7 separate regions of the Mus musculus genome follow, and all the other regions are linked to region 1. Evidence: chromatin contacts called from ENCODE Hi-C data. All regions are on one chromosome and are shown on one strand. Each heading gives the region's core, a stretch centred on a gene start or an enhancer-like site at or near the end of the contact. The rest is flanking DNA. Distances are from core to core; before and after follow the strand shown.

What was found. Hi-C counts contacts between places; a loop is a spot of excess contacts on that map.
Region 2: a map of T-helper 2 cell shows a loop between it and region 1 (18-fold over the local background). The contact joins two enhancer-like sites. A Hi-C loop is called at or near these places in 3 of 37 maps with a recorded cell type or tissue (T-helper 1 cell, T-helper 2 cell and regulatory T cell).
Region 3: a map of T-helper 2 cell shows a loop between it and region 1 (28-fold over the local background). The contact joins two enhancer-like sites. A Hi-C loop is called at or near these places in 2 of 37 maps with a recorded cell type or tissue (T-helper 17 cell and T-helper 2 cell).
Region 4: a map of T-helper 2 cell shows a loop between it and region 1 (13-fold over the local background). The contact joins two enhancer-like sites. A Hi-C loop is called at or near these places in 2 of 37 maps with a recorded cell type or tissue (T-helper 17 cell and T-helper 2 cell).
Region 5: a loop to region 1 is called in a map of regulatory T cell, with 24 times the contacts of the local background. The contact joins two enhancer-like sites. A Hi-C loop is called at or near these places in 2 of 37 maps with a recorded cell type or tissue (T-helper 1 cell and regulatory T cell).
Region 6: a map of T-helper 17 cell shows a loop between it and region 1 (14-fold over the local background). The contact joins two enhancer-like sites. A Hi-C loop is called at or near these places in 3 of 37 maps with a recorded cell type or tissue (T-helper 17 cell and T-helper 2 cell).
Region 7: a map of T-helper 2 cell shows a loop between it and region 1 (16-fold over the local background). The contact joins two enhancer-like sites. A Hi-C loop is called at or near these places in 2 of 37 maps with a recorded cell type or tissue (T-helper 17 cell and T-helper 2 cell).

The regions. Positions count from the first base shown.
Region 1 is chr12:98,666,452-98,670,621 of GRCm38, reverse strand. It overlaps Spata7 (spermatogenesis associated 7), which reads right to left. Exons shown (of 11, transcript NM_001289572.1): 10 at 1,733-1,790; 11 at 803-1,520. The coding sequence ends at 951. Among named protein-coding and RNA genes, the nearest start is that of Spata7, 40 kb to the right of the region's middle. Within about 2 kb of position 1,980, at least 1 of the 3 ENCODE cell types and tissues checked has a DNase peak (open chromatin) inside an H3K27ac peak, as active enhancers do.
Region 2 is chr12:8,342,766-8,346,935 of GRCm38, reverse strand. Hs1bp3 (HCLS1 binding protein 3) reads right to left here. Exons shown (of 7, transcript NM_021429.3): 7 at 3,112-4,170. Among named protein-coding and RNA genes, the nearest start is that of Gm33134, 19 kb to the left of the region's middle. Within about 2 kb of position 1,776, at least 3 of the 3 ENCODE cell types and tissues checked have a DNase peak (open chromatin) inside an H3K27ac peak, as active enhancers do.
Region 3 is chr12:8,639,061-8,643,230 of GRCm38, reverse strand. No RefSeq gene overlaps it. Among named protein-coding and RNA genes, the nearest start is that of Pum2, 33 kb to the left of the region's middle. Within about 2 kb of position 2,393, at least 3 of the 3 ENCODE cell types and tissues checked have a DNase peak (open chromatin) inside an H3K27ac peak, as active enhancers do.
Region 4 is chr12:8,856,940-8,861,109 of GRCm38, reverse strand. No RefSeq gene overlaps it. Among named protein-coding and RNA genes, the nearest start is that of Gm33483, 20 kb to the left of the region's middle. Within about 2 kb of position 2,194, at least 2 of the 3 ENCODE cell types and tissues checked have a DNase peak (open chromatin) inside an H3K27ac peak, as active enhancers do.
Region 5 is chr12:9,126,089-9,130,258 of GRCm38, reverse strand. No RefSeq gene overlaps it. Among named protein-coding and RNA genes, the nearest start is that of Ttc32, 98 kb to the right of the region's middle. Within about 2 kb of position 2,283, at least 1 of the 3 ENCODE cell types and tissues checked has a DNase peak (open chromatin) inside an H3K27ac peak, as active enhancers do.
Region 6 is chr12:12,086,376-12,090,545 of GRCm38, reverse strand. No RefSeq gene overlaps it. Among named protein-coding and RNA genes, the nearest start is that of Gm46334, 57 kb to the right of the region's middle. Within about 2 kb of position 1,968, at least 1 of the 3 ENCODE cell types and tissues checked has a DNase peak (open chromatin) inside an H3K27ac peak, as active enhancers do.
Region 7 is chr12:12,714,574-12,718,743 of GRCm38, reverse strand. No RefSeq gene overlaps it. Among named protein-coding and RNA genes, the nearest start is that of Gm40270, 8.6 kb to the left of the region's middle. Within about 2 kb of position 1,796, at least 1 of the 3 ENCODE cell types and tissues checked has a DNase peak (open chromatin) inside an H3K27ac peak, as active enhancers do.

The sequences.
Region 1 (4,170 bases), core at 731-3,230:
GGGATGCCCTGTGGGACACCAGACACTGGAGCAGGACACCCCACCTCAGCACTGTGCTTTCTCCCAGGCCAGCTTGTCATCCTCAAACCCTATCTCGGGCAGCACCGGCAACATGAGAACTTAGCACATTACAGTGGCTGAATAGCCAATCACATTACTGTAAATAGTTGAAAAGACAAAAGAGAGGCTAGTCTCTTGAAACACTGGTTTTGTTTTGTGTGGTTTGTGGTTTTTGTTTGAGACAAGAGTCTCCTAACCCTCAAGCCCCTGTACGTTATAAGATGTAAACACCGTCCCAGATTATAAACCATTGTCAGTTCCCATGAGGTCACTGTGTTAGACCAAACATGTTCTGAAAAATGACTTTAGAAGTGGTGGATGAAGCCTCAGGTAACACAGGGGTCCCCAGCCTTGCATCTGCGCTCTTGTGTATCATCCCCTCACCCCTAAGACTGCAAGAGACCCGTGACTGTCCTGCTTCTCACCAAGAGTTACCTGCCTTGCTAGCAGTCTCTGTGGTTCTCCTTTGCCAAGCTGTGACCTGCTTAGGGAGCATGCACATGGCAGGAGATGGCAAGTAGCCATCTGTCCGCCAGCCAGCCAAGACCAGATGAAACTCGCAGATCTATGGTGCAAGAAAAGGAATTCTGCTGGCAACTGTAGCATGGAAGCAGTTTCTCCCCCAGTCGAGCCTCCTGATGCCATCACAGCCCTGAATACCACCTGGACTGTAGCTTTTGACCCCATCACTCTGTGTTTCAATTCTTGAACCATAGCAATATGAGAGCAATAATAAATATGTGGTGTTTCAAGACACTAAAATTGTGGTAATTTATTACATAGCATTGAAATTACAGAAATCTTAATATGTAAAAGGGGACAAAAAAAAAGAAGAAAAGTAATATTGAGTTACTGGCCACATGGAGTGTTTATTAATGTAGATCCAGAGGTCAGTCTTCAATGCTCATTCCCATGATTCGTAGAGTCGATAATTCCTTACCATGATTACTGCCACCATTGATGCTGGGGAATGGACCAGATGGGGACAGTGATGTGCTCAGACAACAGAGTTCCCTGGAAGTCTCAGCCCTTTCAAAGTCACTGTCACCTTCAATGACATCCACAGAGGTTTCCTGGTCTATTACACTATCAGAAACACTTGGATTGTTTTCATTCCAGGGTGAGGCTTCATTATCTGTTTCGTCATTGACCTGTTGAATTATAACACCCTCTGAATGCTTGACTTTATGGGCGGGTATTAAAAATTCGCCCGGTAAAGAGAACATCTTGTTTTCGTCCTTCGGCACAGCCGACAGCATGTCCAGGGCCTCCTGGTACTGCTGGCGCTCGTGGTGACTCACTGTTTCTTCATCACTTACAAACTCATTTTCTCTTGAAATCAGAGCCTTTTGAAAATGAAGTTGATTCAACATTCTGAAATGTTTTTGCTTTGCTGGGTCTTCCTCAGATATGCAGCCTAAGTCAACCTTCAGCCCATGCAGCAGGTAGCGCATCTTTCCCTAGAATTGGGGGGAAAGCAATTCTGAGGGTCGTTACATTCGCTACACTATTAAAACTGAACTCTATCTGCAGCGCTGCTAGTCTCATGATCACACTCTCCCAGTCCTGCCCCTTTCCCCTCATAAAAAGCACAAGGCAGAAAGTGCCTATTTTAAATAAAACATATTCTTTTAGAGAATAGAAAAACATTAAATTCCAAAGAAAGACCAACCTCCTCCAAATGATGTTTATTTTTCTTTATATGTCGCTCAAACAGTCGCTCTAGAAACCTACAAATGATAAAGAAAAATATTAGTATCTTAAACTCAGATAACCTACTAAATGTAAAATAGTTACATAACATAAAAACCGACAAAGGCTGCAAAGTAGTTTTCAGATGAATGGTTTTCCCTGTGAAGCTAGAAACAAATCCTTCCTGCTCTGTCACGTGCTCTAACCTGGCAGGCAGCCTGGCTTCTGTTACGCATTTGTTTTTACGTTAGATAACAGACGCCAGTCTATCAGAAGGATTACGTACTACTTATGTTTCTGTGACTGTTTTAGGTGAAGGATAGAACTGCCTGCAAATCTCTCTCCCCATTAGACACACAGACACTAAAAGCTCCCTGCGCCCTTCACCAACCCTACAGAAAATGCTCTCACAGAGCTGTTAACCTTGCTCCTAAAGAATACTCTCCATGGACGCCAAGCCTACAAAACAGCCTCCAAGTGGATGCCAGGGCTTTATGCTAAACATATACAATAGTCTGCCTCCACTCACCCCAGCCACGGTCTCTTATGCAGCCCTGGCATTCAGAGATCTGCCTCCTTGCTGGGATTAAAGGCGTGTGCTACCATGCCTGGCCCTCTCTTCCTGCTAAAGCCAGGGTATGAAGACCAGTGAGAGCCATGGTAAAGGTGAGAGATTACATCTCTAGGATGAGTTTCCTCTCCCCTGAGGTTACAGCCCCTTCAGAAAATTTACCTGAGAAGCAAAGGTCACGATCCCTTCAGAGAAGTGACCAGCTTCAGGGAATACATTCTTTCTACAGCAGGCCCAGTACCACTCTTACTATTCACAAGTCTCCTGGAAACAACTAATTTCCTTGGCCACCATCATTCATACTCGTTAACACATGCAGTAACCCAGGAGGCCTGGGTTGTCCTATCATGTTTAGAGATCCAGAAACTTGTATCCTACTCTACAGCTACTGCTAACATTCTGGAATTGCACACCCGGACATTGTTATATGCTTATATATTTCCTCAAGCTGGGATTAAATAATACATATTATTTTGGTATAAATACACACACACATACACACATTATTTTGGTATAAATACACACACACACACACACACACACACACAAACACACAAACACACGCATTTTCTCATCAACTAGATGAGATCAACTGAAAGGTTGAACACCTTTCAGTGTGAAGAACTCCATCTTGCACCATTTAGTTTCTTTCTCAGTCTGGTTTTATGTTTGGTCTTATGAACCAGTGCTAAATCTTAAAGAGGAAATATAAACATTTAAGGAAACATGTAAATGATATGCAAATTTTGGGGTTGTATTAAAAAACATAAAAGTTACCATTTTAACCCTGTAAAATGTGTAGTCCAGTAGGGTTCCACCTATTGGTGCTGCTGGGAAGTGGCTCTCTAAACTGTTTCACCTTGAAACTTAAAAACTCCTTATGCAGTTCTTAAAAGTTACTAGTTTTGTCTCAACAATAAAAGAACCTCTGGTGGAATCACCATGCCTGACCTCAAGCTGTGCTATAGAGCAACTGTGATTAAAAACTGCATGGTACTGGTACAGCGACAGACAGGTAGATCAATGGAATAGAACTGAAGACCCAGAAATGAATCCACACACCTGTGGTCACTTGATCTTTGACAAGGGAGCTAAAACCATCCAGTGGAAAAAGACAGCATTTTCAATAAATGGTGCTGGCACAACTGGCAGTTATTATGTAGAAGAATGTGAATTGATCCATTCTTATATCCTTGTACAAAGCTCAAGTCTAAGTGGATCAAAGACCTCCACATAAAACCAGAGACACCAAAATTTATAGAGGAGAAAGTGAGGAAAAGCCTCGAAGATATGGGCACTGGGGAAAAATTCCTGAACAGAACAGCAATGGCTTGTATTGTAAGATCAAGAATTGACAAATGGGACCTTATGAAATTGCAAAGTTTCTGTAAGGCAAAAGACACTGTCAAGAAGACAAAAAGGCCACCAACAGATTGGGAAAGGATTTATAACAATCCTAAATCTGATAGGAGACTAATATCCAATATACACAAAGAACTCAAGAAGGTGGACTCCAGAAATTCAAATAGCCCCATTAAAAATGGGGTTCAGAGTTAAACAAAGAATTCTCTCCTGAGGAATACCAAATGGCTGAGAAACACCTGAAAAAATGTTCAGCATCCTTAATCATCAGGGAAATGCAAATCAAAGCAACCTTGAGATTCCACCTCACACCAGTCAGAATGGCTAAGATAAAAAATTCAGGTGACAGCAGATGCTGGCGAGGATGTGGAGAAAGAGGAACACTCCTCCGTTGCTGGTGGGATTGATAGCTGGTACAACCACTCTGGAAATCAGTCTGGCGGTTCCTCAGAAAATTGGACATATAGTACTACCGGAAGATCCAG
Region 2 (4,170 bases), core at 527-3,026, about 90 Mb after region 1:
ATAGGACTGACCTATTCTATTGACATCTTTTCTGCTTCCCTGGGACACCTGATGCCCTGTGGTTCATAGGATGCAATTCTGCACACAGTAGGCACCCACTGAACACTGTCTGGAGACGGGGTATTGGACATGACTGGACAGCTTGGTTGTAGGAATCCAGCTAATCAAGCTTTCTTGAAGGAAGTGACTGAGGCTGTGTTTGTGGGGTTGGCAGAGAAGCATCAGGCCTCTGAACGTGATCAGCAGAGGGAAAACCCACTCACGGAACCCAAGTGGAGCGCATGATCTCCGTGTCAGTGGCTGAAGCTTTATTCTCAGCCTGACCTGAGGAGTACAATCTCTAGCCCCTCACAGTGGCCAGAGCCATGGAAACAAGAGCCAGGAGTCAGCAAGCAGAGCGGGCCCCGAGGTCTGCACATCATGGTTATTCACTGCACAACACCCAGCACCTATAACAGCCAGTGCTTCGGAGAGGCTCACTGAGCGGAAGCCACAGGCCTCGATGACTCCACCTGGCCACTGCCACTTAGTAGGCAGCTCCTTGGGTAAGAGTCCCTCTACGACCAGCTCCCTAAGCTTCTTCAAGCACAGCTACAACTCAGCCAAAGTACATCCTATTTCAGGAATTGAGAGAGTCAGTCTTTTTGTTTGTTTGTTTTTTGAGACAGGGTTTCTCTGTGTAGCCCTGGCTGTCCTGGAACTCACTCTGTAGACCAGGCTGGCCTCGAACTCAGAAATCCGCCTGCCTCTGCCTTCTAAGTGCTGGGATTAAAGGGGTGTGCCACCACCGCCTGGCTGAGTTAATATTTTAAAAAAAGATTTATTTATTTTATTTATATGAGTACACTGTAGCTGTCTTCAGATACACCAGAAAAAGGCATCAGATCTCATTACAAATGGTTGTGAGCCACCATGTGGTTTTCTGGGAATCGAACTCAGGACCTTCAGAAGAACAGTTAAGTGCTCTTAACTACTGAGCCATCTCCCCAGCCCCTGCGATAATCTTTTCAAAACATATTCGATTGCGAGCATTTCATAGGACACCTGTGCACAGGTGTGAACAGGTTCCTACAGCAGTGGGAAGAGGACGTCACGATCCCTTCGATCTGCAGTTACAGGTGGCTGTGAGAAACCCAACCTGTCATGGGTTGTAGGTCCCAGACTTTGATCCTTTAGGAGAGCAGCAAGCTTCCATGATCCCAACCTGACCACCTCTCACTAAAGTGCTGAGAGTCACATGAGGACTGCTAGCTGTTTGTGTCACTTCTCTACCAGTCCCTGGCCACCTTTCTCCTGACTCCTTAGGGTATAGAGTTGGGTAATGATTGCTCAAAACAACAGTCTGCAGTCCATGGGGGCATCTAAGACTAGAACTGAGGGCTCAGCTACTCCAAGGCACTTTGCACATCATGCCTGCTCTGGGCTGTCCTCAGCCTATGGAGAGGTAGCTGAACTGGGAAGTACCTGGCATCCAGGCAGGAGATACACTGGTGGCTTTGTGGTCCTCTTCTGGGGATGCGTATAGCCCGGGTGGTGAGCGAGCTCGAAAGCTAAGCACACACAGCCTTTCACATCAGCCTGGCTCTGGATGGCAGTCTGTAGACACCAAGCCTAGTGATAGCTAGGAACAAAGAGCAGCAGGACTTGGCTGTGATTAGCCTCTGCAGCAAGGACTCTAGTTTCAGAGCCGATCCTTGAGCACATGGGCATGACCAGAGATGCAGAAATGGCCCCTCTATGCAGCAGAGCACAGGATGCCAGCCCGGCCAGAATTAGCCCCAGAACTGGGACTTTGCAGAACTGTCTCAAGTTCACAATGTTCTAAGAACAACACTGGGAGGAAGGGAGCAGCGGATGCAGCCGCTGGCAACACTTCCTGCCCACGGGGCCCATAATAGCCCCAAAGAAGCACACACTGCTGCCCAGCCGTCACTTTCTCTTGCTTGGAGATACTGGAGCTGCGGGCTCCCGAAGAGTCAGTCCTCAGAACAGAACAGCCGTTAGTTCACCCTCAAGAACACAGACTCCAACTCAGTCCTAAGAATTCAAACCTAAGTACTGGGAAGAGAGGCTGAGGGGTGGCTCAGACTGCACACATCTGAGAATCCCTAAGAAGCTGTTTGCTCTGTGGTGGGTGGCAGCCTGCAGAGCTGTATGCTGAAGAACCCGACATGCAGCAGTGCCGTGCTGGGCTGCTGGGGTGCAAGGCTAGGCCTGTGTATTATATCCATCAGGTGGGGCATGTCTGAAATCATGGTACTTCCAGTTCCATGTGGAGAACCCAAGATGAGAATCTGGAGGGAAGGGGTCCTCATTCCACACGGGGCTTGGCTGAGTGATTACTAGCCAGAGACTCCTTCTGGGCCCTCTGCCTCAGTTTACACAGTGGGAAAAACTAGATCTCCTAGATCCCTTCCTTCCTTCCTTTCTCCTAGTTCCAGCTAAGAGACAGTCTGGAGGGCTGGGCCAGAGTTAGCAGACATAGAATACCTACCCTGGTTACAAAGGACTATTCCAGCCCCCCACCAGAGAGAGAGAGAGAGAGAGAGAGAGAGAGACAGAGACAGAGACAGAGACAGAGACACAGAGAGAGACAGACAGAGAGACACAGAGACAGAGACAAAAGAGAGACAAGGCAATAGAGAGGGGGAGACAGAAACGGAGATAGACACACATAGAGAGAGACACACAGAAACAAAGAGACAGAAACACAGAGAGTCAGAGGCATAGAGTACCTTCCCTGGTTACAAGGGACTATCCCAGCCTCCATCACAAAGAGAGAAAGGAAGAGACAGACAGAAAGACAGAGATAGAGAGGTGGGGATAGAAATAGACAGAGACATGGAAACAGACAGACAGACAGACAGACAGACAGACACACACACACACACAGAGAGAGAGAGAGAGAGAGAGAGAGAGAGAGAGAGAGAGAGAGAGAAACACACAGAGTCAGAGACATAAGAGTACCTTCCCTGGCTACAAAGGACAATCCCCTCAACACACACACACACACACACACACACACACACAACACCACCACCACCACCACCACCACCACCACCACCACCACTTCTCCTCTCAGCCCAGGCATGGAAAAGAACAACACTGAAATTCTGGCTTTATCACACACAGACTTTACTGGATAACTGGGAGACAGACTGGCTGTAGGTCACAGACCAGTGATCAAAAGAAGTCATGATTGGAAAAATGCTATCTGTGGGGCAAACAACCATGCCAGGGTGTCCCAAAAGCTCCACAGCAGACAAGTCCCCACTAGTGGGCAAAGCCACACTAGAGAGTGGTAGGTCAGGTCAGATACTGTTAGGGACCCCACGTGGGGATCAGTCCATGGTCATCCAAGCTCCTACACACCCATTGGCTCCTATGTCATCTGTCACCCAAAGTAGGTGCAAGGTGTGTATGAAAGAGGTAGAGAGCTGGTAGCCAAGGCACACAGGAATGGATATAAAGGGACTAGGGTTCAAAGATGCCCAGGGACCACAGTAGGGTGGCTCTACAAAAGATTGGGCCACGTGAACCTTCCTCCGCAGTCAGAGAGGAAGGGGCTTCTGGGCACTGGGCTGAGTTCTAGGCACCAAGAGATGGAGGGGGTGAAGGCCTGCTGGTGAAAGGGAAGCAGAGTTGGGTGGAGGCTGTCTAGAGTCAGTCCTCAGCTCTGGGGACCTTAACCTAGGAGAGCAGAGTATCCGGTCCTTACACAGAACAGCTTGGACACCTGCTCAGAACTAGGCAGGTGACAGGGGACACAGTGAGATGAAAGGCTGTCAGACTTGATACTCCTAGTCTGATCCTGTAGGTCTTACTACAGAGTAGGAGCTGGGGACCCAAGATACTGAAGGCAACAAACAATTGAACTGTGCCACTCAGGGGCTCCTGAAAGTGACTCTTGGACCCAACTGGGCCCTTCTAATGCCTCTGTGAAGCACAACTGACCCAAGGAACAAAGTGGCTGCATTTTGTTTTAAAAAAAAATGTGTTTCATTAAAAAAAAAAAAGTCCCTGACACACAGAATACATTCTAACATTCTATGCTCCACAAAACACCATCTACTGGAAGGCACAGGGTTGCTCTGGGCACAGCTTGGCTGGTGGCTCCACTGGAGAAAGGCTGACGAGCAAGTTCAGATCCTGAGGGCAGACGAGGCCTCA
Region 3 (4,170 bases), core at 1,144-3,643, about 90 Mb after region 1:
AATTATTCTGTTTGTGTCTCCCATCATGGAATGGGGGCATTTAAAACCCATTTGACACTTTATAATGCATGAAATGCCAGATATGATGGTGGTATTGAAAGGCAGATACAAGATAGAGGTTTTTAAATCAATCTATCAGACCAAAGGGGGGGTTTATTCTTCAACTGATATTACCCTTAAAAGCCACAAAATGTACCAAATTTAATGATGAGAACAAATTAACTGAACCTCTGTCAGTCCATCAGTAAAACAATGATCTGAGGATAGGAAAAAATATATTGAACCCACCACAGAAGACAAGTGGATTTGGGGTGCTGAGAGGGATGATCAGAAGTTTTCCATTGAATTTTTAAGTGTGTGTGTGTGTGTGTGTGTGTGTGTATTGTATACATGTGTGGCTGGAGAGATGCCTCAGAGGATAAGAACATGTAGGGAACTTTTAGAAGATCTAAGATAGATTCCCAGAATCCATGTCACAAGGTTCATAACCACCTTTAACTGCATCTCCAGGGAATATGAAAATCTCTGACCTCTCTACATGCACCTACACTCACATGTGTACAGCCACACAAAGACAAACACACGTACATATGATTGCTTGATAAACAAACAAACAAACAAACAAATTTAAAAAACCAGATTTGGGAGCAGCGACAGTATTTTCCCAAGAGGGATGACTCTAACTATTGCATATTCTTTGCTGTTACAGCTTATCCATCTTGGCTCCTGTCCTTACTGTGTGGCTTCACAGTTTTAACAATGACTCCATCCAAAGGTCTCCCCTTCCTCATGTTTCTAAATTTCCCAGTGCCAGAATTATCTGCTTGTTTCTTGGTTTGGGTCTGGTGGACAGACTGATCAACATTAAGTATATCTGTAAATCTCAACTGCCTACTCTGGGGTTCTATGCACAAGCCTGAACCCATGGCTTATGCAGCCATGGACTGGATAGATTATGTGTGCCCTCTATATAATACCTATGATAAAACTTAATTGACAAATTAGGCACTAGCAATCAGCCACAACTACTACAAATAAAATAGAACAAATGTATGAATTATTTTGGGAATTTTCCATTCAATAGTTTCTGTCCACAGATTACTATGGGTAACAAAGGGCATAGAGAACAAAGACATGAACAGGGGTGACTACTTGTATAGCAAAGTCCTGTTCCACAAGCTGGGTGACTACTTTTGGTTCTGTGAGCCAGGCTAAGGCCTACAATGCCCTGCTCTGATTAATAAATCCCTTGGAAGTTCTGAATATGCTGTGCAGCCAGCGTGTCTGATCTGTCTGTGCTCTCTGATAGAATAATTCTTGATTCTAGCAGTCCATTGAGTTAAAGTAGGGTCAACAGCCTGTTTATAAAGAAGTACAATATTTTACATCATTAAGGCTGGGAAATAGCTACAGACATTGAGTGGTTTTCTTTCTAGTCTAGTTCCTATGAAGACAAGATGTCAGCGACCCAAGGATGGCACCCTTAGTAATTTATTAAACCTATGCAAAGAAGGATGCTTTTTCCCGTTTGCATTCTTTTGTTTCAGTATTTCTGAAGCCCCAGTACAGGACGGGTTCTCGTGTGTCTCAGGTGATTTTTATAAGATTTATTCATCTATCTCGCGTCTATGTGAGCTCACTATAGCTGCACAGGGTGTGAGCCTGCGTGGGGGTCTCTGGGAATCGAGTGACAGGACCTCTGAGCGCTCCGGCCTCGCCCCAGACATTTAGAGTTTTTTGGGGGGTGTCAGGGTTTTGCTGCTTTTTTAAAGAGTAGTGTTTAGTGCTCTTGAGTATTTTTATTTAAAATGCTAGGGTTTTATTTTTGGGGTTTAAGAGTTTTAGGGTCTCCAGGCAGGGGTGGCACACGCTTTTCATCCCAGCAGCACTTGGGACGAGGCAGAGGCAGTGGATCTCTGAGTTCGAGGTCAACCTGGGCTACAGCGTGAGCTCCCACACGATAAGCACACGAGACTTTTTTTATTTTATATAAAAATCACGGCCGCCCGCCCTTGTCTTTGCAGACGCGGATCTCTCTGCGGGGGGCGGGGGGGGGCGGTTTCAGTCTCTGGGGCTGTCAGTCACGGTCGGGCGGGCGGGACTTCTGGCGCTGTTCCCTGCTCCTGGAAACAGTGAGTGGGGAAGCTTCCCGATTGGAAGCTGCTGCCGTCAATCACAGCGGAGTGGGCGGGACTTCCCGCCACAGACCAGCACTCTCAAGCAGAGCGCGTGCACAGACCCGAGCCTCCTGTTTTCCCGCCGCTGCCACCCGAAAACGGCCCGCCAGGGTCTCTCCGCCGCCGCCGTGAGCGCCGCTGTCCCGGGGACAGCGGATTGGAAGCAGGCAGTCACTGGCCGTGGACAGGAAGTCTCTCTCCCGCCATCTCAGGTCAGTGCAGTGGCGGGCATGTCCCTGCCTCAGCCTCGAGGCATGCTGGGAGTTGTAGTTCTGTTCCGGCTTTGGGTCCTCTGAGCCTCGCCCCCTTTTTCTTTTTTTTTTTTTTTTCGAGACTGGGTTGATTTTTTTGTTTTTTGTTTTTTGTTTTTGTTTTCTTTTTCATGGGACTAGACTTTATTTATTTAATTTATTTATTTTTATTAGATATTTTCTTTATATACATTTCAAATGCTATCCGGAAAGTTTTCTATACCCTCCCTCTGCCCTGCTCCCCTACCTTCCCACTCCCGGTTCTTCCCTGTATTGGGGTATATAAAGTTTGCAATACCAAGGGGCCTCTCTTCCCAGTGATGGCCGACTAGGCCATCTTCTGCTACATATGCAGCTGGAGATATGAGCTCTGGGGGTACTGGTTAGTTCTATTGTTGTTCCACCTATAGGGGTGCAGACCCCTTCAGCTCCTTGGGTGCTTACTCTAGCTTCTTCATTGGGGGCCCTGTGTTCCATCTTATAGATGACTGTGAGCATCCACTTCTGTATTTGCCATGCACTGACATAGCCTCATATAAGACAGCTATAACAGGGTCCTTTCAGCAAAATCTATCAGGCATTGTGCAATAGTGTTTGGGTTTGGTGGCTGATTGTGGGATGGATCCCCAGGTGGGGTAGTCTCTGGATGGTCCATCCTTTCGTCTTAGCGCCAAACTTTGTCTCTGTAACTCCTTTTAGTATTTTGTTCCCAATCTAAGGAGAAATGAAGTATCCACCCATTGGTCTTCCCTCTGCTTGATTTTCTTGTGTTTTGCAAATTGTATCTTGGGTGTTCTATGTTTCTGGGCTAATATCCACTTATCAGTGAGTGCCTACCTAATGACTTCTTTTGTGATTGGGTTACCTCACTAAGGATGATATCCTCCAGATACATCCATTTGTCCAAGACTTTCATAAATCCATTGTTTTTAATAGCTGAGTAATACTCCATTGTGTACATGTACCACATTTTCTGTATCCATTCTTCTGTTGAGGGACATCTGGGTTCTTTCCAGCTTCTGGCTATTATAAATAAGGCTGCTATGAACATAGTGGAGCATGTGTTCTTATTACCAGTTGGAACTTCTTCTGGGTATATGCCCAGGAGAGGCATTGCTGGATCTACCGGCAGTACTATGTCCAATTTTCTGAGGATCTTCCAGACTGACTTCCAGAGTGCTTGTACAAGCTTGCAATCCCACCAACAATGGAGGAGTGTTCCTCTTTCTCCACATCCTCGCCAGCATCTGCTGTCACCTGAATTTTTGATCTTAGCCATTCTGACTGGTGTGAGGTGGAATCTCAGGGTTGTTTTGATTTGCATTTCCCTGATGATTAAGGATGTTGAACACCTTTTCAGGTGCTTCTCAGCCATTCGATATTCCTCAGGTGAGAATTCTTTGTTTAGCTCTGAACCCCATTTTTTAATGGGATTATTTGAATTTCTGGAGTCTAGCTTCTTGAGCTCTTTGTATATATTGGATATTAGTCCCCTATCAAAAGAAAAATCCTTTTTTTTTCTTTCTTTTTTGTTTTTTTTTTTTTTTTTGAGACTGGGTTGTTATTTTTTCTAATTATTTTTTATTTTTAATTTTTGAATGTTTAATATTTATTTATTTATCCATCTATCTATTTCTCTATATTTTGGTTTTTTTAAGATTTATTTATTATTATATCTAACTACACTCTAGCTGTCTTCAGATGCACCAGAAGAGGGGTGTCAGATCTCTTTATGGATGGTT
Region 4 (4,170 bases), core at 945-3,444, about 90 Mb after region 1:
AAAACGATTACCTGTCTCTGTCTGCCTCAACTTCCCCCATTCTTCCCCCCTCATCCTGGCTAGGACAAGTTGCTGGCAGCCTCTCCCCCATTAACCACAGCCAGGGGGCCTAGGTGGGCATGCTCCAAACTGAGGAGACACCTCTTCCCCACACTCTGTGATCAGGCGCCCCAGGGCCAAGCTGTGGAGGCCTCAGGGCCTGGCACAGACCACAGGAGGGAGGCGGGGCGGGGGCGAGGAGATGAACTCATCCTTTGCTTACCTCAGACTGCTCTCTGATCGTAAAACCCCAGACGCCGAGCAAATGGCCTCAGGTGTGTGCTCGCCAGTTTCGCTGGGATACTAGTCAGGAATGGCAAGAGGCTGACCTGGTTTCGGTGGAGCGGCCCTCCTCTCTTCTCCTCTCCCTCCCCCTCCCTCTCCCCCTTCCCCACCCCTCCCCCCTCCCCCTCCCCCCTCTCCCTCTCCCTCTCCCTCTCCCTCTCCCTCTCCCTCTCCCTCTCCCTCTCCCTATCCCTCTCCCGCGAGGCCTGGCCCTATGGATTTTTCCCCCTCCCTCGCTTCCCTTCTTCTCTCTGGAGATGCCAGTTCTTTATCAGGGCCAAGAAAAGCAAGGGAGTTCTTAAAAGTTGACCTAGGACAAGTCCCTTCTCCAAGGGAGAAAAACAAAACAGCAAAAACTATGCTGTCCCAGAGGCCAGGATCTAAGTCTTAGCCCTGTTCCAGCCTTACTGTCCCATTTCTACCCTACTACCAAACCTAGGGGCCCCAGGAAGCCTCACCCAAAGTCCACATGGGAGACCAAAGCTGGGAACATCCCATGACTAAGCAGCCAATAGAGACTGCAGGCAGTGCTGAGACTTTCCCCTATGCCAAAGAGAAGGGCTGGCCCTCTACATCCTCAAGGGGCTGCTCCAAGTTCTTAGCCCCCTTGCAACAACATTAGTACCTCGAAGATCTAGAATTCTCCCTGGTTCGTGCTTTATGTGGGAAAACTGAGACCACAAGAAGACGGGAACAGACAGCCGACACAGGCCTCACTCTGGTTTCTGAACTGCGAGCCCATCCTTGCCCCTCTGGGTCTTCTGGAAAGGCATGGAAAGGATCAGCACCAGCGGCAGAGTGCTGTGGGGGGCTGGGGGCTGATGTGGGGGCACACACAGCTGAAGCCCTGCTTTTGGCATCCTCATCCTGCCTCCCAGCAAAAAGGCTGATGCAGTCAGTGTCCTGGGAGTCGGTGGTGCCAGCACAGTAGAGGCAGATCTGTCTGGGCCTGCCTGGCCCTGAGCATCCCAGTTCTAGTGGCTTGGTTCTTACATAGTTGTTACCCTCAAGTTTATCTTAGACATTCCAGAGCTGTTGGAGAGAACATTTTCCTAATCAGAGGCTGGAGAGCCTTCCACAGGGCCATCTGTGTCAAGCCAGTGCTGTGGGAAGGGCCCTTAGGCTCTCGGGGGAATCAAAGTTGCGTCCCCGTTGGTCTTATTGCTGCTGGTAACCTTGGGAACTCCTAGGACAAGGTTACCTCCTCCAGGAAGACAGTATGGGGAGGAAGAAACAATTGCCACCAACTCAGGGCTGAGTCCTGATTGGCTCCAAACAGCTCTTCAGTCCTGAATGAGTTGCTACCACCGCCACACCACACACACACACACCCAGTGAGAGCTTGTTTCTGGCTTTTGCAGGGGAGGTGTGTGTAGGGGAGCCAGGGTGGGCTGGGTTATAAAGAACAGTGATGAAGAACCTAGCAGGCTCTCACATAGCAGTGGCTGATGACATGAAAGCTGTTCAGGAAGTCTTTTCAAATACTGCAATGGTCGGGTCCCAAGTCTGCCTTCCTGTATAGTCTCTGCCTCTCGTGCCAGGGGCTCAGACACCGGCCTTCTTTCCTCTCCTGGGCAGTGTGGGGGATGGGGAAACGGGCCCCCTCCCACCAGTGCTCTGTTCATTATCCCTGAAATGTGGGAAGGACATGCCCTGGGGAGTAGATGATCTGATTCTTGGCTATCAATTTAATGTGGTCCTCCACCATAAAAAGGGACAATATAGGGACAGGGTGATGGCTCAGCATCTGTGCAAGTGTTCAGATCTGCAACACCCACACAGAAGCCAGGCAGGCACGACAGCCACCGGTGAGCCCAGGCAACCTGGCTATCTAGAGCAGCTAGAATTGGCAGGCTCAGAGTTCATCAAGAGACTACGCCTCGGTGACCAAAATAGAAAGTGATTAAGGAAAACGCCCAAATGCAACTTCTAGCCTCCACATACACCCTCATGTACATGAACTCACACACGTGGACGCATACACACACATGCATGCATAACATGTACACACACCAAACAGAACAAAGAAATCAAGAATCAAGAACAAAACAGTAGCATGTCCAATAACAGCCTGAGGAATTAGTGTTAGCTTGTTGGCATGAAGCGGCTAGGAGAAGCCTCGTGAACAGACAAAATTCCAACTCGTAGAAGCCCTGCAAAAGGCAATATTGTCGCACAGAACTCAATACAAGGGTTGCATGAGCAATGGAGTGGGGGTGTCTGTAGGGAGATAAAGATGCTCAGCCTATCAAACTGTGCATCTGAAGATATAGTCCCACCACTACTAAACTTTAATAAAGCTAGCCAGAGGGCTGGAGAGATGGCTCAGCGGTTAAGAGCACTGACTGCTCTTCCAGGGGTCCTGAATTCAAATCCCAGCAACCACATGGTGGCTCACAACCACCTGTAATGAGATCTGACGCCCTCTTCTGGGGTGTCTGAAGACAGCTACAGTGTACTTACATGTAATAATTGAATAAATCTTAAAATAAATAAATAAATAAAGCTAGCCAGGAAAGATCTTCCAGCTGGTAAGATGTGGTTAGAGATGTGGCCCTTGCAGCTGGCCACATCCAGGAGCAAAGCTTCTCTCTAAGAAACATGGAGGGCGTGTGCAGCCCTTACAAGTCAGTGATTAAGTGACCTGGGAAAGTGGAGACTTTGAAGAAGATAATTCTGGAACATCTCAGAGGCGTTGCCTTAAACAGGCTACAGGTAAGTGGGCCCAGTCTCAGGACATTTACCCCAGCCTGCCTGCCTGCCTGCCCGCCTGCCTGCCCTGCCTGCCCTGCCCTGCCTGCCTGCCTGCCTGCCTGCCTGCCCTGCCCGCCCGCCCGCCCACCCGCCTGCCTGCCTGCCTGCCTGCCTTCTTTCCTTCCTTCCTCCCTCCCTCCCTCCCTCCCTCCTTCCCTCCCTTCCTTCCCCGAGTCACCATGCCCCTACCCACATCTGAGGGCCTCACTCCAGGATCTACCTGAAGAAAGCTCCATCTTTTAGAACTATCAGAAAGTGTTCCCTTAGTCACACCACTGTTTTGTTTGTTTCCTTCTTTCGGCCCAGCATGGGGGGAGGGGGGAGGGTACAGACTCAGCCAAGCTTGGGTCTTTGGCTTGGCATACAGTACCAAGGAACTACTCCCTTCCTTTTACTTCTGGAAAGTTCTGCAGGTTATTCAGGCAAGACTGACCTCTTTCCCCCCAGCCTTGTCCTTCCAGCATCTACTGCTGCAGACTCTATCGCTCCCTGCCCTTCTGCCCTCCCTGCCTCTAACGGCTAACGCCCTCCAGTGGTTCTCGCTCTGCAGCGTTGGCTCTGCTACAGAGAGTGGGGAAGACCTGATCTGTCAGCGCTGCCTCTTTCTCTCTTCCCTCTATCCTCTCCCTGGAACTCCAGTGACCCGGGGACAGGACTGGAATACTTTGTCTGTGTTTTAGAATTAATATTTACTCCTAAATACTAGTTACTTCTGCTGCGCAGGGGAGAGCAGTTTGGACAGTTCAAGACCTAGGTACTTTGCTGAGCCACAGACCTGAAAGACCTGGCCTGGGGCAGCTAGAATCAGACACTGCAGGGCTCAGGATCAAGAACCAGGGTGTCTGGGTCTTTCTCACCTCTGTTGCTGGCTCACTCTCTCCCTCTTGTCCCCCTGGTCTCTCTGCTCAACTGCCTCTGACTGTCCTTTCTCTCCTGTCCTACTCTCTGAATATGCCACTCCACAGGTGCACATGCACAAACACATACACATATGAACACACACATATACATGAATACACACATACATGAAGACACACATGAAGACACACATACATGAATATACACATATACATGAATACACACACACATGAA
Region 5 (4,170 bases), core at 1,034-3,533, about 90 Mb after region 1:
ATGCAAACTACATATAAATACAATATGCAGACACATATGATATATCCTACATATTATACATATAAGCACTATATATGCACTCATGCTAAAGATATACACACTGTATCTGCAATGATGCCTAAAAAACATATACAAACATCATATATATAATATACATTTTACATATGAACAGAATACACACACACTACATATACTGCATATACACCATACACAGATATACACACTATACTCACACTTGTGGATTCATGTACATGGCCACAGAAAATAGACCCCCCATACATCACACATATATTGTACTCAAATATATGCCATATACATGTAACATATAGCATGCTTGATATTCATATCATGAGCATGCCTCATAACTCATAAAAATTATACTCAAGCACATGAAAAATGAACAATATGGAGAAACACTGAATAAACTATATACATGACACCCAACTACACATAAACTCACTATGCGCATTCCATACATAGCCGCCATGCACAAACCCCTCCCAGTATTCAGGCAGTCCTGATTTCCCTCCTCCTGAGAGCAGCGAGCTTGATTCAGTTACCTGCTTGGCATAGTACTAGTGCCTGCTGCATGAAAGACAGCTCTTCTCTCTTACCACCAGGACCCTGTATTCCTAGTCTGTGGCTGGTACTACTTAGCCTCACCAGTGATACAAGACCATGAATCAAAGAATGAAATGACATCTACTCGGAGAGTAAATGAGAAAGTCCCTAAGAACACATCAGTTGAGCCTGGTGGTGACTTTTAGGCATTCCATGTCACTCACCCTGATGTCAATGCTTCATAGATCAGCCTTGTGGCATTTTAGTACGGCATCTTATCTAGGTGGATGAAAGAGATTCCTTAACAGAAAGGAAGTAAAAGATACCCCTAAACTCGGAATAGAAGCCAGTGCTAACTTAGTTCTGCCACGCACCCCTGAACTACCTTGAACCCTAGAGCCCATGTGGCCTCTAATGCCCAGTAATTAACATGAGAACATTCTTTTCCTAGACCCCTCACAGGCCCTTGAGATAATCAAGAGCTAAGGGTTGCCTGCAAAAGTTTAAGACTAATAGAAGCCTTCCTCATAGAAAATGCATTTCCTCAGTCCTTAAGTGGTGATGATACAGAGGCCAGCAACTGGTCCTGCTTCACTAATTATAGCATCTATTCCCCTGGGCCCCAAATGCTATAAAGAGAAAAGGAAGGAAGTGCCTTGCTCTCTCAGGACACTGAACTTGGCACATAGTCAATCCATTTTTTTTTTTTTGTTTGACATCAGAATCTTAAGACCTCAAAACCCCACGTAAGTATTAAACCTGCAACAATCATGGTATGATTGTTTTCTTCACTTAAGCTTAGCCCTATTCAGGCCACAAGACACCTCCGTGCTGGGGACAAAAATCACAGAGCTCCTGCCTTACCAAGACCTTCACAGTACCTGAAGATCCTTAAGGGTCTCAAGCCTACACCAGAGCTCCCAGAGCCACACAGGGATTGACAATGGCCTCCCTGCCCAGGGGTGCTGCATTGAATGACATCTGACCATCAAAGAGCCTGGGGCCACAGCAACCCCAAACGTGAGGCTGATTAAAGAGGGTTATGCGAATTGCCGAATTAAGCCGTCCAAAATTGGATAAAGTGATTGTGAAATCTGTTTTGAGTCAACCTATCCATGTCTCATGGCAGGAAAAATGTCTCGGTAAGAGTTCATGGAGGGAAAACTCCAACAGCTCATTGCTGGCTGACCTTCCTGGGCTCCTAATATTCAGTTCCCCAAAAGGCATCTAAGCCATGTAATTTCCAATATGGGAACAATTTGAGTCGCAATTAGGCAAATCTCAGAAGGTTCTGCCACTGATTTGTTCGTTCTCTCAATATTATTCTATAGGACACACTAAATGCCGCACAGGGGTCACACGGAGGACAACCGGGAGCTGTGCCTGGTAGGTTACCAGACTGGGTAAAGCATTGCTGAGCTTGTGAGACCATTTGGCCTCCCGCTGGGTACATGCCCTCTCCCCAAGGACATCTACTGATGGCTCTGCTGGGGACCAAGGCTGTTGGCCACTCGGACCTCTGGTAGTGATATAGGAACTCCTGTGGCCCTTGACAGGGGATTGGAAATGGTCAGGGCAGATAGCAGCTAGAAAGAGCCTGGAGAGTGGAGGTGGAAGCAAAGCTAACCATAACTGTCATCTCCTTGTTCCAGGCCCTCATTAATCCTCAGGGACTCGGGGAGGAAATGCCATAGCTCAGAGTCAGGTGTGGCGGCACACGCCTATAATCAAGAAGCATCATTCAAGAAACATCACTGCAAAGCCAGTTTGGCTCTACAGAGCAACTTCTAGGCCAGTAAGGACTATATAACAAGAGTCCATACATATAAAAATGCCAGCAGAGAAAGAGAGAGGGAGGGGGAAAAGGTGGAAGGGAGGAAGGAGGAAGGGAGGTAGGAAAGTAGAGGAAAGGAGAGAAGGAAGGAGAGAGAGAAAGAGAGAGAGAGAGGAAGAAGTAAGCACACTGGACCTGAGGGCTCTGTCGAGACTAAGTCCACTATAAAACAAAAATAACATAATTTAATACCATGTCCCAAAGTGCTCCAGGAAACAAACAAACAAAAAGATTTATTCCTCCTGCTTCAAGAGTACAACATAGAAAAGTGGGCCTTGTGGCAGGAATAAGAGCTCATCCAGCAGAGAACAGGAAAGTGGCATTCTAGAACATTCTCCTCTCTTGGTAGAGATGAGCTGGCACTCCCTGAGCCGTGAGTGCCGTCCAAGGACAAAGCTGTCTTCATCGTTTTCAATAAGCAAAACCATACTGGTCTTCAGTTTTAAATTAATGTCTTCTCCCTCATCCTTGCTCTCCCAGGAGGAGGAACCATCTTTCCAACCCCCTGGGGCACATCTGGTTTTCCATGGTCTCCTGTTGTGATCTGCACTTTATCCCCTGGGTGGCTGGTTTGCTCCATCAAGCAAGAATGTCTGGATTCTCTGCATTCTGTGCACAAACTGCAGGGGCTGCCTAGTCCCTTTCCTGACAGCCCAGAGCCAGTGCTCCAGGGAACCCAGAAGCGCATGCATGGGGGGGGGGGGGGGGGGGCAGGACTTGCACAACAGGCAGACACCTCCCCCCCCCCCCAAGCCTGGTGAGACCCAGCTTCAAAGCTGGATGAGCGAGTGACCAAAGGTCACAGCTGAGTGATGCCGGAAAAGCAGGGAGATCGCCCAGGTAAGGTGAAGAGCCCAGAGTGGACGCAAGGAATAGAGGTTGTACTCATCACAAACACAACATGATGTGATTGATGTTAAGGCCACAAGTGAAGTATGATTAGGGTTCACACAAGATCTAAAAGTTGGACACTCTGAGGAAGAACCTTAAATGTACTAGAAGTTGCCAAGACTGAATTACAAGTTCTGGCTGGTCTGTATAGGAAGATCTGCAGTGAAAACCTCCTCTCAGCCACCAGTGGGGAAGTGCCCTGGCCCCTGAGATGCTCTGTGATCTGTGAACAAAGTGTGCTTTCCTCACACAGAACAACTCCTCCTCCTCCTCCTCCTCCTCCTCCTCCTCCTCCTCCTCCTCCTCCTCCTCTGTTATGGCTTCTCTTATGTCTGCAGTGTGGACAGGCCCTAGCAGGAACTGCAAACTCCTGACAAGATCGCCCAAGAATAGAAACCATGCTAGGATCTCAGCGAAGGGGTGGAGGCCCGCCCTGCTCTTGACTTCTTACTTAACAACTGTTGTTTCTTAGGTCAGTTGTTTCTCTCTCTCCTCCTTCTTTCCTCCCCTCCCTTCCCTTCCTTCAAGCTCTTTTCCTTCCCTTTCTCCCTTGGGTCCCTCCCTTCCTTCTTCCTTTTCTTCCTTTCTTTCTAGCACACAGCCAAACATGACCCCTCCTTGACATACCTAACATTCACGAGATACTGAGTATCTGATACACTAGATTTTTCTGGGTAATTGGAGACATGAGGAAACAGTTGATTCCCCATGAACTGAAGGCCTGAGCTTCAGGCTATGCAGTACTGTGCAGACCTCAGAGCATCTTCAGAGGCCTCTTCTCTGGCTTCCCTGCACCCCTTCCTTCTTTCTCTCCCTCCTCCTTCTCCCCATCCTCCCTCTCCTCTTTCTTCTCCACTTTACATTCTTTTATCTCCTTAAGCTTC
Region 6 (4,170 bases), core at 719-3,218, about 87 Mb after region 1:
AGTTCCAGGACAGCCAGGGCTATACAGAGAAACCCTGTCTTGAACCACCCCCCCCCCCCCGCAATAAAAAAAGAGGCACACGTTTGTATGTGTTTTACATACAGTGCATTTACTTACATCAATACGTTGACTTTCTGACATTACTTCCTTCAGAGAAGTGACATAAAAATTCCGATCTCTTCTGTATGTTGATTTAAAAGTTTGATGGCTTCACTGGGTCATTTTTCAATGTTCTGAATCTGTATTTCTAGCAACACAGTATGTTCTTTCCAGTTTATGCACAGATTTTCTATATTATAGACAAATGTTCTTTCATTATATATTTAAATTTATTTTTACTTCATTTATTCTATTTTCTATGTTTAAAAATACCAGTCAATCCAGAGTTTGCAATCTTTTATCTTCATGACATAAATATTATTTTTCCTCTAATAATTGTGATATCTTTGTGGTTTTCTAACCAGTTCTGTATATTTATTCTCCTTAAGTTGAGCTTTTTCTATTTTGTTCTGTATCTGTTTGATTTATCTTCCTTTGATGTTTTCTTCCTCCCTGTTGATTTTTTTATATTATTTTTATTTTGTTCTTTTATGTATAAAATGGAACTGAACCATTTTCTTGAAAATTTAAATTCAGGAGCTAGAGAATAGATTAATAGATTAATTAATAGATTGGAGTTGTGACTTACTGAACCAACAGAAAATGTTGGAAGAGGAAATTCGAGAGATGGTTAAGAGCTCATAGCTTTCCAGGAAGACCTAAGTTCAGTTTCCAGAACCCATGTTGGGCAGTTCACAGTCACCCTGTAACTCTGGTTCCCGTAGATCCAACACTCTCTTCTGGCCTCTAAGAGTGCTTGCTCTCACGTGTACATACCCACACATACTCCTATACAATACATTCAAATAAAAAAATAAACATTTATCAAAAATATTGAATAAGGTATATAATTAGAGCATGCCTGTGGTGATATGGAAAGTGGAGACAGGAGACTTCCTGGAAGCTCATGGGCCAGCTATCCTGGTACACAAAGCATTGCCTAAGAGATCCCACCTCAAACAAGATGAAAGGAAAGGACCAAAACTCAAGGTGTTCTCTAATTCTCCACATACACACCCTCACATTTCACAAATATGGACCCTTTTAGAAACTGGTGAGTCATTTTGGAGATGGTGTAAGGAAGAGACCTCAGGCAATCACACTGTAAAGAGAAATGAAGCTTAATGGGGAGGAGCCTCGAATCACAAGCTAAAAGTTTAGATTTCATTCCATGGACAATGGAACAGAGAATCTCTGAGGGGAGCTGTATAGTGGAACATATGAGCTGTGCCCGTAAAACTTGTTCCGGAAGCCTCTGTGATTTGTGCAGGGATAGATCGGGCATCCCCTCTTCCTACCACACTGTGCTTTAGCCTTGGGTTTCAAACCTGGAGTAAGGCTTAGATTCTAATCTACTGCTTTAGTGACAGTTTGTGTTTAATGATTACAATTTGCTCATGCCCATCTGATACTCTCCTAATCTCTCGCCTGCAACTGAAATTGATGTTTGATCCTGTTTTGCAATGCATTCTACAAGCCAGTAGGGTTGCCTGCTGTTTCCCAGTCCATGTGGGCAGACTAAAAATTGGATTTTTCTACCGTAAATCTGGGCAGACAGCTGCTGACCCCCAGGGGATAGCACAGCCTGTCACTATTCCTGTTCTCTAGAATTTTTAGCACAATCAAGACAAGGTTTTCGGCTTTTTGTTCTGGGTGAGCTCAGCTAGGCCTGAAATCCAACAGTGTCCTTGGATGAATCTGATCAGCATGACCAAACTCACACAAGATGGAGAGATCAAAAGAGAATGCATAATTTTATCAATAATTCTAAGCAGAGTAAAATAGATAAGTTCTTTCAAGGTTGCTTCAATTAAACAGCTTCTCTTCTCTGCCTTTATCAGAAGGATGAGTCACCAGCAATCACTCACATCAGTTTGTCTACCAGGGAGGAAGAAATGACAGCTACAGTGAGAAACTGCAAAATCCATTTCCTCTTGATAAACCCACAGCGTTTTAACTAACTCAGCTTATGTAAGAACACATTCAAAAGGATGAGCTTTTTTGTTTCCAAAGAGAAGGGAGATGAACTACCTAGCATTCGTATGGCAGTCCACAGGAGCATATGTACACACACAGGTGTGTGTTCAATATGCACACATATACATATGCAATCTACACACATTCTATTTCAAAATAGTGCAAGTAAAAACTCATATGCATAATTTTGAATTCACCTATATACATAAAGATAGATTAATTAAAATTGTGTAACCACAGTAACTCTAAAGACATTAACAGTCAGATTGGTATAATATGATTTGTTAATATCACATGAAGAAGAATTTGAAGCAATTCCTTGCGTTAACTTTGGCTAATGGAGTCATATGGTAGAGAGTATATGGAATTACTATGATACTGTTTTATTATTACAATTCATTCTGCCAATATGAAACGAGGGACTCACAAAAATGGTGAAGAAAAAGAAGGTGCAGGTTGGTGACAGTATGAGACAAGGATTCGGCAAACTCAATCATATAGAAGGATTCTTCCAACACTTTATAAAATATTAAAGTTGCTAGCAGTAATGAAGAGTATACCAACAACAATGGCTTTACCTGTCATCTTGCAACTTCCATTCTGATGAGTAAATGTCAGAGTGATATACCTCAGAAAGTATGATTGACAGAATTTTCCCTGTTAAAAGTAGTTGCCAAGTTCTCTAGTGTAGTCTCTAGTCATAAACATATTTCAGACTTTGCATAGTGTGTAGAAAGTGGGGGTAGTGAATGTGAATGGCAACCATGATCTTGACCATATGGTACATCTGGTGTAATTCAGGGAGCTCTCATGCATGATCTCATGCCACTGTTCAGATTTAATTTCTATGCTAAAGGAGAATTCTTATTTAAACAGAATTCAGTATAAATGCTTAACATTTCAAGTTGGACACTCTCCTGAACTCTCTTTGGATGTTTAAGGCAATATGCAAATACAGTTTATTAATTTTATAATAGTTATCTGAATAATGGATATCCTTTACACATTTTAAAACAATTGACCCTCCCTTAGAACACCCAGGAGAATGATCTATAGGATTACACTGAGGACATTTGGATCTGCTGAAGTTGTGTTTAGGACATGGTGTGCTGATGCCCAAACCAGGTCTATTTGGAATTTCCCAGTTTCCTGTACTAAGCACAGATACAACAGTAGCACATACTTTCTGTCTTATCCCCATGATTCCCTGCTCTCCATGTGTTCTGGGTAATCCCAGGCTTTTGATCGGACAAAAGTGCACTGAACAGTAACCCATCTGGAAATCTATTGACATAGAAGAATTTATATTTGTGAAAAACTCTGTGTGAGAATCAGTCTAAGACATTTTCTAATCTTAAAATTTAAATGATACGACAAGGAAAAAGGTTTATTTGTGTGCTGTAGAATCCTCCTTAAAATTTTTATTATAATTCCCATTATTATAAAGGGGAGAGAGTAGGGGTTTGATCAAGTCTAACAATCACTCTATAGGAGAAAGCAAGGAGATTTATATAATACTACAATCTTCAGAGGACAAATGTTGAGTAACCTAGAGGAGAGATAAATCATCACACAAAGAAACGCACAAAACATCAAGTGGAAGATAGCCACAAGAGCAGAGGAACCTGCTTGATCAGGCATGTGTTGTAGGAGAAGAGGAAACCAAAAATGTCTTAGGTAATGTATCTTCTTGATATTCTGGAGACAAAAAAGGGAGTTTTAGGCAGGCTGCAGAAAGCTTCTAAAGACTAAAGGAGAAGGTGAGATTAATCATAGAAAGAGAGAGGCACATAGATTCTAGACTTTTCATAAGAAAGCAAGGAAGGCATGAGCTTATTTCAATACAAATTTGGAAGTGTATAGAAAACTAAAAACAGCACTGGTTGATTTGTAGCACTTGAGCATCAGTTAGGTTCTCCTGTGTTTATTTTCCTGTATTACAAGTAATGTTCATAGTAGCTCCATGAGAACATATGCCACCAATCTCACAATGCATGGTGTTAAGAGCATGGTGTATGACCTGTGTTACTAGCTCAAAGTCACACATCAAGGTTTTATTTGCAGATACTGATGACTGGCTCAGCTTGAATTCAA
Region 7 (4,170 bases), core at 547-3,046, about 86 Mb after region 1:
CATCTTGCCTCATGGGACAATGATCGGATTACCTGACCTTAGACTTGTAGTCTAGGTTTTACAGGCAGAGGAGATAGCTAGCCATTCCAGTCACCTTTGGTCCTTCCTGGCTGCCTATGACCATTCTTGGTCACTTGTAGAGAGTATCGTGAGGTCCCGGAACTGGCGACTATATTTCCCCAGTTCCCTTTTACGGTTAAAGAGACACTGGTGTGATGTGATAGTCACTGCAGAAAAGCAAACGTATCTTTGACTTTTGTGCAGGGCACTGTTTAGAACCACAACCCCCATTTAGCTGGAACTAAATGTCTTCATCCTCACAAAGGGGCCTCACCATTGCTACATGGTTGGTCTCTGTTTCCTCCTTTACCTTCTAACATTCATTACTGATCTGAGATCCATCTCTTTGGATTTCTCCAGCTTTAAGGTTTCATTTAATGGAAACATGAATTGTGAGTGAGTTTCATGTCTGATTTCCTTTACTCAGCATTAATTTTCAAGATGCATTTATGCTGTAGTAGCTATCAGTACTCCATTCTTCATAGCTGGTTAATTTTCTCTTGTGTTTATACGATTTGACTACCCATTTTCTCCACTGATGGGCTTAACAGCTGTTCTACATTTTTACCTGCAGTAAAGACTTCTAATACTATTACTGTGAACATGGGTCCATACATAGTTTATGAAATTACCCTTTTCTGTTTGTTGCATGCCCCTGAGTATTATGTGTCTGTCTGTCTGTCTGTCTGTCTGTCAGTCAGTCAGTCTGTCTGTCTGTCTATTGAGGCATAGAATGGATCTGAACCATAGAACTGTGTCTGCCTGGAATGTTGGCTATGCAGTGTCACAGGCTGATGGCCCAAGGACGTTGTGGTAGAATTTAGAAGCTTTAGGAGGTGAGGCTCAGCTGGGGAAATAGTTCACTGGGATGTATCTTGTTCCAGGCCTCTCCTGTCTATCTCTGTGTCCAACCCACCATGAGCTGTTAGCTCTTTACACCCCCTTCAAGGCAAACTAAATGCTCTAAAACCATGAGCCAAAATGCATCGGTCTCTTCCCTGAAGCAGCTTTGCTCAGACAGTTTTCTCACAGTGATGAAAAACTGGCACACTCTACCTATGCTTGGCCAATGGAGCAAAGAATATCCTTCAGAAGCTACTCAAAACCCACTGGAAAGGACAGGAATATATACTCGTGTGTGTGTGTGTGTGTGTGTGTGTGTGTGTGTGAGAGAGAGAGAGAGAGAGAGAGAGAGAGAGAGAGAGAGACAGACAGACAGACAGACAGACACAGACACAGAGGAGGGAGAGAGAGAGACAGAGAGACAGAGACAGACACAGACACAGACGGACAGACAGACACAGAGGAGGGAGAGAGAGAGACAGACAGACAGACAGACAGATAGACAGACAGACACAGACACAGAGGAGGGAGAGAGAGAGAGAGACAGAGAGACAGACACAGACACAGACACAGACGGACAGACAGACACAGAGGAGGGAGGGGGAGAGAGAGAGAGAGAGAGAGAGAGAGAGAGAGAGAGAGAGAGAGAGAATTCATAATACAACCCATCACATACTGGACCTTATGACACCTCAGGCACATTCTAGGCACATCTCTGTATTCCCTTATGGAAAGCCACTCCAGCCAGATGGCTTCAGAATTTAGAAGCATTTGTATTTTAGAAAAAGAAATATTCACTTGCTGCACATTGATTATGTAACACCCCCAGCAGGATCCCTGGAGCATCTTGTAATTAATACCTTAATATTTTTGCAGCCAAACATACAACTCTGCAAAGTGAAACCTAATGTTTGCACAGATTAAGCACTGCCAGTGTTTTATAAGTGACTGTAGCTCGAATCGGGTCTTGTTGCCAAGTGTGCTTCGCTTTTCTGCTCATGCCTCCAACCTTGACATGTTTAAATTCTGAAACTGTAGCTAAGGAGTCATTAACTTGTATTTTTGGAGAGTACGATGTGTGTGTGTGTGTGTGTGTGTGTGTGTGTGTGTGTGTGTGTGTGTGCGTGTGCATGTGCGTGTGCGCGTGCGTGTGCGTGCACGTGCATGTGCGTGCATGCGTGGTGGAGAGAGGACAACTTTAGCTATCTTTCCTCAGATGATGTACAGTTTGGTTTTACTTGAGAGAGGCTCTCTCACTGCCTTGGATCTTGCCCAGTAGGCGAGGCTGGCTGGCCAGTGACTCCTCGGGATCCATCTGCCTGTCTCTGCCTCCTGAGTGCTGGGATTACAGATTTGCACCACCATGCTTGGCTTGTTTTGTGTGGCTTTCAGGGATTGAAGGCAAGCACTTCACAGCCTGACTCATCCCACCGCCCCCCCCCCCCTCCAGCTCCCTGTTCAGAGTCTTCTAGGCTCTAGTCAGACAAGACTTTTCCTAGAAAGCTGAGTGACTTGTTGGATGCTATGTCTCAGCAACTGGAGATGTCTGTTGACAGTCTATCTGAGAGAGAGAGGAGGACAGGGTGCTTAAGGCCTGGCTCCTGCTCCCATGGCACTTCCAGCCTGGCTGGTGACAACAGATGGGAGTGAGTAGGGTTGTTTTGTGGCATGTGGCTGTGCATCTGAGGCTGCCAGAAGAGCTCAGATGGGCTAACTGGATGAGGATTAGTCTGGGGAGCTGACTGGAGACTGACAGAGAGACTTAGCTTAGGAAAGGTCACTCTGAATGTTACAGGTGAAGAGGCGAATTGCTCAGGCAGCTGTGGGTAGAAATACTCCGATATCACTGACCTGGTTCTAGAGCTCATTTGTCTCTTTTCATCGCTTATGGCTGGAATGACTAATTTCTAATGAAAGAGACTCTGGCTGGAACAGTTTAATGAAAATGCGCTTCCTTGGGAGTTATGACTGCCGAGCTAGAGAGTTTAAGCAGGGCCCTTGGCACATAGACACAGAGCAAGGTTCTCATTCCTGACTTCAGGGAGGGCTGAGGGAGGATCCTGGGGAGGCTACAAAGGAAGTGGGTGGTAGAGGGAGGGAAGCATTTTTGCAGGCTCTTGCAGGAACCTGTCTGAGGCAGACTTTCCGGGGTGTGGGTGGGCAAGTGTTTCCATTGTCTGAGAGTCACCTCCTTCCAGGCCTTCAAACTGCAGCAGACACCTGTTTCTACTGTCTCCGAGGGAATCTTCCAGACAGATGATCCCTGTCTGCTTGACTGGAAGTCAGGCTCTTCCTTTCTCATTAACTGTGGTCCTTTCCTAAGCCCTTTAGAAGCCCTTGAAATTTGAAAACTGCCCAAACTCCAGAGACAATTCCAGGAACCAAAGTATCCCCATGGCTGTGCCGAGCATCTGTGCCCTTGAGACAGAGCTTACCTGTGTGTTCTCTCTTGCTGGGGCCAGAAATGGTTCTAGACATGCTTGCTGTGGTCTAAGCTCTCCTGGACATGCTGGTGGAAGTCCAAGAGTGACTCGCAGCATCTGTTGCCCATTGGTAAAGGATTCTGAAAAAGCTCTAAAGGATATGATGTGGATCTGAAGGGGCCCTTTCTTCTCTACTGTGGCCTCACCAAGAGTCCCTCAGTGGAAGGGAAGCTCAGAGTCATGCTTCCTCAGGCACCAGGACGCTGGCCGTGGGATGGGGACACTCTAACACCATTGCCCTGGTTCAGGGGCTCATTTAGTTTCATGATTTATGATTGGAATGGCTAAGGGGCATTTTTAGGTGACCAAAACCAAGCGATTGGTGGGAGGTGATATATTTCAGGATGAGGGAATCACATAGAAACATGGAAAGATTCGGTAGCAAACTGGGAGGAGGCACAGGTGAAAGGTTGTTAGGAGTTGAAGTTGTTGGTGGGGAGGAGGAAGTGTGGAAGAAGTACCAGGGGTGGACTCCAAAGGGCCACACACAATAACACATGTGCAGACATCACAGACTGGGGGGCTCCTGAATTGCCGTTACGATGTTGAGAATAAACTACAAATTGGAAAAGTAAGAACAAAATTAGAGTCTCACTGGATCTGGTTTCTAGCCTGCTCTTCTATTACATCCGTGTAGGCATTTCACTTGTTGACATCCTCCGTGGATGTTTCTAAGGCTGTATAATAAATGGGCCATCAAGGGACATATCACATCTGTTGACAGTTCCTCAAGGTTTTGATATTTAATGTCTCTTCGTTTTTTTAAAATGCTGACCTTAATGTG